Linked DNA regions of Homo sapiens: region 2 is linked to region 1. A link is a loop called in an ENCODE intact Hi-C map of the cell type or tissue named here. Cell type or tissue: IMR-90. All regions are shown on one strand. Each heading gives the region's core, and the rest is flanking DNA. Links, peaks and the distances in the headings are about the cores only.

The links. Hi-C counts contacts between places; a loop is a spot of excess contacts. Peaks named below come from ENCODE experiments on the same cell type or tissue, not always from the same donor. Only the 100,000 strongest peaks of a DNase experiment are listed, where the experiment ranks them.
Region 2: it touches region 1 in a loop (4-fold over the local background); 2 of 110 quality-filtered maps call a loop at or near these places.

Annotation. Positions count from the first base shown.
Region 1 is chr4:187,605,586-187,608,408 of GRCh38, forward strand. The region is part of intron 2 of LINC02492 (long intergenic non-protein coding RNA 2492); the gene reads right to left. All of the region lies in intron 1 of LOC105377604 (a long non-coding RNA gene), which reads right to left. Among named protein-coding and RNA genes, the nearest start is that of LINC02492, 66 kb to the right of the region's middle. In IMR-90, for the core only: a CTCF peak has its summit at 1,109 (motif pointing right); a DNase peak (open chromatin) is centred at 1,136; H3K27ac peaks cover 768 bases.
Region 2 is chr4:187,902,391-187,905,213 of GRCh38, forward strand. No RefSeq gene overlaps it. Among named protein-coding and RNA genes, the nearest start is that of ZFP42, 92 kb to the right of the region's middle. In IMR-90, for the core only: no CTCF peak of the experiment used is centred there; a DNase peak (open chromatin) is centred at 1,481; H3K27ac peaks cover 1,005 bases.

The DNA of each region.
Region 1 (2,823 bases), core at 20-2,519:
TGTGCATGGTGTATCTTTCTTCTCTGCTCTCAGTGTGCCAGAAGTAAAATTAAGGGATTGAACCAATGGCTAGAACATCTCCAAAATTCTTACTCACTCTGGGTATGGTCTGCTATTTTTGCATTTAAAAAAAATAACTTTTACTTTAGACACAGGGACTACATGTGCAGATTTGTTACATGAGTATATTACACCCAGGTGGTGAGCATAGTACCCAATAGGCGGTTTTTCAGCCCTTGCCTGCTCTCTCCCTACCACCTCTAGTAGTCTGCAGTGTCTCCATTTTTCCCATGTTTATGTCCATATGTGGTTAATGTTTAGTTCCCACTGGTAAGTGAGAACATGATGTATTTGGTTTTCTGTTTCTGCATTAATTCAATTAGGATTACGGATTCCAGCTACATCCATGTTGCTGTGAAGGACATAATTTTACCCTTTTTATGGCTGCATAGTGTTCCATAGTGTATATGTACCACATTTGCTTTAACCAGTCCACCACTGATGGTCACCTTAGGTTGATTTCATGTCTTTGCTATCGTGAACAGTGCTGCAATGAACATACGCGTGCATATATCTTTTTGGTACAATAATCTATTTTCCTTTGGATATACACACAGTAATGGGTTTGCTGGGTCAAATGCTAATTCTGTTTTAAGTTTTTTGAGAAATCTTCAAACGGCTTTCCACAATGGCTGAGCTAATTTACATTCCCACCAGCAGTGTATAAGCGTCCCCTTTTCTCCGTAGCCTGACCAGCATCTGTTGTTTTTTTACCTTTTAATAATAGCCATTCCTCTGATATGATATGGTATCTCACTGAGGTTTTGATTTGCATTTCTCTGATGATAATGATGTTGAGCATTTTTTCATGTTTGTTGCCCACGTGTATATCTTCTTTCAAGAAATGTCTGCTCATGTCCTTTGCCCATTTTTAATGGGGTCGTTCACCCTTCGCTTGTTGATTTGTTTGAGTTTCTTATAATTCTGGATATTAGACCTTTGTTGGATGCAGAGTTTGCAAATATTTTGTAATTCCCAGGCTAATCATATTATACAAACCCAGGTCTGTTAGCCTGAGCTGCAGTTTGAGATAAATACCAGTAGGTGGCAGTGCAGGTCACATGGTGGCTTATTCTGCACAAAGCTGCTTTCCCATGGGGGTATGCCCTTGGGAAGAGAGGACTCAGGCACCAGTCTGGACAAGCACCCTTTTGTTAACGCAAAGGAAATAAGTCAATCAAATCAACACCAGTAAAGAAAAGTATACTTAGAAATACCAAACAACAATATTAAAAGAAAAACATCCTTAAGAGTACTGTTTTCTTTTCTCCTCATACTATTTTTGAGTTTACATTGCTGCTGCATTTTATGAACTCTTTTTGCATTGCAGCCCCAGGTTCAAGGCTTGGTGGAGTCCTGTAGTAGCCACCCAAGATTTCACTGGTCTTCAGAAACTTGGAAATAATCTCTCACAATTCGTCTTAAAACCACTGAATGTATGGTTCTTATGGAGGAGAGGCTGGCTAAAGGCAAAGTAAATGTAGATTTCGTGTCTCATCACAGAGGTTCAGCAATCACTCGCCCTGTCCTCAGTAGTTCCCCAATAGTCCCCTCCCAGGTCCCCACTCACTGCCTCTGGGATGCATCCCCCACTCCCTCCCCACTCCCCTGGGGTCTGAACAATAAATGGAAAGCAACTCGGCCTCTTCCCTTTCAAGGTGGGCACCGCCACTCTAGTTTAGTGAAAAATCTTTCCCTAAAATGGTCAGATTGATAAAAGGTAGGCAACGGTTCAGGAATATTTGTGCTTCCATTAGTGAGATTTATGAACTTACTCCAACATTCTGAAACAATGGGGGTTGATGATACAGTTCCCTAAGGTTCTTTTTATAAATTTAGCTCCAAGATCTTTATTTATCTGTAACTTCTGTGCTTCTCCTGAGCCTGTGGTAACACACACCTCTTAAGCAAGGGCTGCTCAATTAAGAACACCCTAGGAGGCTTGCACCTGAAGGTTTGGCTTTATGCCAGATACCATATCTGCACTAAAGAGCTTGTCTTACTAAAGGGGCTCACTCCCATTCTTTTCCATTTTAACAAAGGTTAACTTAACTTAAACATAAAATATTTGAAATAATTCTATAGTGACTGTCCCATAGAGAGAGAGGAAATGTATTTACATTGGGAGCTCTATGGAAATTTCATAAAGTGAATAGTTCTAAAATGAAAAGACAGAAATCTCTAGCATAGGTTATATGTTCCAGTGTTATGAATTAAGTCTCAAAGAAATTAAGTTCTTCAAAAAAGTTCCTGTTATAATGACACATGCTGAACTCTTTGTGTGTGTGTGTGTGTGTGTGTGTGTGTGTGTGTTTGTGGGGCCTCTAATACCCTCATGTTTTCAGTTTATATTTTACAGTATCCCCATTTTTCAGTTGAAGAATCATAAGGAGATGCTTTAAATAGTTTGCCCAAGAACATCAAGTGAGTAATTTGACCAAGCCAGAAAAATTGCAACAAAAGCTGGGTTTCTGCATTGCATCAGCCAGAACCGTGCTTTCTCAGAACTCTAATTCAGTATTATAATATTTCTGCTCTAACACCTTGCAGTGGGGAAAAAATTAAAATCTGATATTATACACACACTTTGGAATCCTTTAAAGTAAATGAAATATTTATGATTCAACCTGGGTTCAAATGAAGGAAGTGTAGGCATATCAGCTACAGTAAACCAATTGATGACTCAAGATGGCCAATGATGATAAAGTTGAGAGTCAGCTGGATTTTCACTGGGGCTGGCAGCAAGACAGGCCTGATGTTGAA
Region 2 (2,823 bases), core at 168-2,667, 300 kb after region 1:
GTCTATGAATAAATTTTGCTTCTAAGAGAAGTTACTATGTATTCCTAATTAGATGGGGAGGAAAGTCTTTGAAGAGGAACCTCTACTTTACTTTTTACACCTGGGACCTGGTTTCTGGGTGAATGAGGGAATGAAGGATGTGAGCATAATGAGCTCAGTGCTGATTATTTCCTGAAGAGAAGTGGGCAACCAGTTCAAGACAGATGTTATGGGTCCACTGGCTGACCATGCTTTCCTGCAGAAGCCAGTATTACGGCAACCAAGGGGAGAAAGAGAGTCTCCATAACAATTAATCTTCCTGGAAGCTGAAGCACCAAATGGTTTGAGTGTTTCTTCTTCTTAAAGGGAAGGTAGTGTGGCCCATATGAAAAGGGTGGCCCATTGTGAAGCAGGAGGCTAGAAATGGGCTCTTCTTTGTGGGATGAACTGTATAGCAGCTGGTGTGGGAGCTGGAGCATAAGTGGCTTAGAGGCAGCTTCTTCTCTCCAGCAGCGGGCAGGTTGGCTCTGGGATCACCTCAGTCAATGGCGTCACCATCCAATTCAAAGATAAGGATGGAAGCAGTTATAAGTATGTTTGTACAGGCTTAATTTTCTCTGGAAAGTAGGAATGGGTCACCTGAGGATAAAAGGGGGAAGTGAATAAAGTCGGGGGACAGAACATCTGAGGTCTCAAGGGGGATTCATGAGATTTTGGATCAAGCCACTGAGGGCACATCAAAGGTTCATGGACGAAGACATGGAAGAATTATAGAACAGGGCCCAGGGCCCACCCAGTGTTGGAGTTTACAAATCAGTCACTACATAGTGGTCCTGGATCTGTTGAATAGTAGACTCTTCAAAACACACTGATAAATCCCTCCCTCTTAAAAGCTGAAGAATTGGCCCTCTCTGAAAACCACAGCACTGTCTCGCATTATAGGGATTAACCCAAACTGCTCTGTGAAGCTCGTCTAATCTATGAGCAATGAGAAAGGCAGAAGAATTTGTAATAATAAAGAAATGAAAACTGAGCTGTAGCCTTCGATTACACTGTGACATTTGGTGAGTTCACTGTCTTTCTTTAGTGTAAGAATCAAGGAACAAATTTGTTTTATTGTTTGGCGTATTATATAACTCATTTGACAGTACTGCTTAAGTTATACAACAACCCCTAATTCATATTTTTAAGCTCGTTTGAAAAAAAAATTAAAATGCTCTCACCTTGGAGCATTACTTTACATTTTGCAGCACACATTTGTAGTTTGGGTTCTTTTTAGGCAGAAATCTGAACTAACAAGTACTTCTATTTTTTCTCCAGATTCTTTACATTTCTACAGCTTTATTTCACCCTTTTCTAACATAATAAACCATTTCTCAGCAAACATTTAGATAAAATGTCACAGACTTGGAGAAAGAAAATCTAAATTGCAGATCAAAAACAAGGCCATATTAAGCATGAGAAGTGGTAGTGGGAATACAATTTACAATGTTTTGATTTAATACCATAAAGAATGTCCACAGAATAGACTGCAGGTTGGAATTCGTGGAGATGTCTTCTTTAGTTTATGTAATGAATGCCATTCTTATTCAGTAAGATTTAATCAGGCTACTTGAGACTGAGATATAAGTGTAGAGAAGATATTGGCTTTCCTTCTCCATATACTTGGAATGTAAAATTACTTAGGAAATTTTACACTGACACTACATGGTGAGGAGATATATATATCTTAAATATATATATATATATTTCTTTTTAAGATTAAGTATGAGACCTCAAAAATATTTGGACTGCAAATACTATTTTAAAGTAATAAAATATTATTTCTGTGAAATAGAAACTAAAATTGAAAAGTGCTTGAAGTATAAATTCTATTAAATTTTAGTGAAAAAATATCAAGAAAATACTCATCATATAATTAAAAATTTATTGTGTACAAATGGGTTCTGCTATTTCTAATATATTTTATTATCAATGTATTATATTCTGTTATATAACTTTATGATATTCATTTAATTTCAAGTACTAGATTTTGATATACTACTTTACCATATTTTGGTTTCTATTTCCTTTTATAGACAGGTTCACTCCCTACCACTAAAAATGTTTAAATACTTAATTTAATCTGAGACAACATCTGCAACAAAAAAACAGAACTGCTGTTGTAAGTTTCTGATATTATATGTAAAATGGCATAACAATATAATTTTATTTGAAGGTAGACTGTGTTAACTTAAATATATATATTATCAATCCTAGAGTAACCACTTTAAATATAAAGCAGCATAGCTAATGAGCTAAAAGAAGACATAAAACAGAACACTAGAAGATAACCAATTGAAACTAAAGCAGAAAATAAAGAGGGTTGAATGAAGAGAAGATGGCACACACAGAAAACAAATAGCAGGATAGTAGATTTATACGCAGCCATACCAATAATCACAGCAGATGTAAATCATCTAATATTTCAATTAATAGTCAGAAATTGACTTCCAATTTCTAGTCCGGCATAAAAGGAACCTGAAAATCATCACTGTCTCCTAACCATAAGTAAAAAGCTGAAAAACTTGATAATCAACAAGTCTTCTACATCTATCAGAGAAGTGAGCTCATAGGACAAACTGCAGCCCTCAAAACTGAAGAGACACTAGTGGATACAGACAGGTCCCACTCACCAGAGCAGAAACCTCATGGGAACGAATACTAGGCTAGGAAAACCTGAACTGTAATCTATACATTGCACGAAACCTCATGGGAACGAATACTAGGCTAGGAAAACCTGAACTGTAATCTATACATTGCACGAAACCTCATGGGAATGAATACTAGGCTAGGAAAACCTGA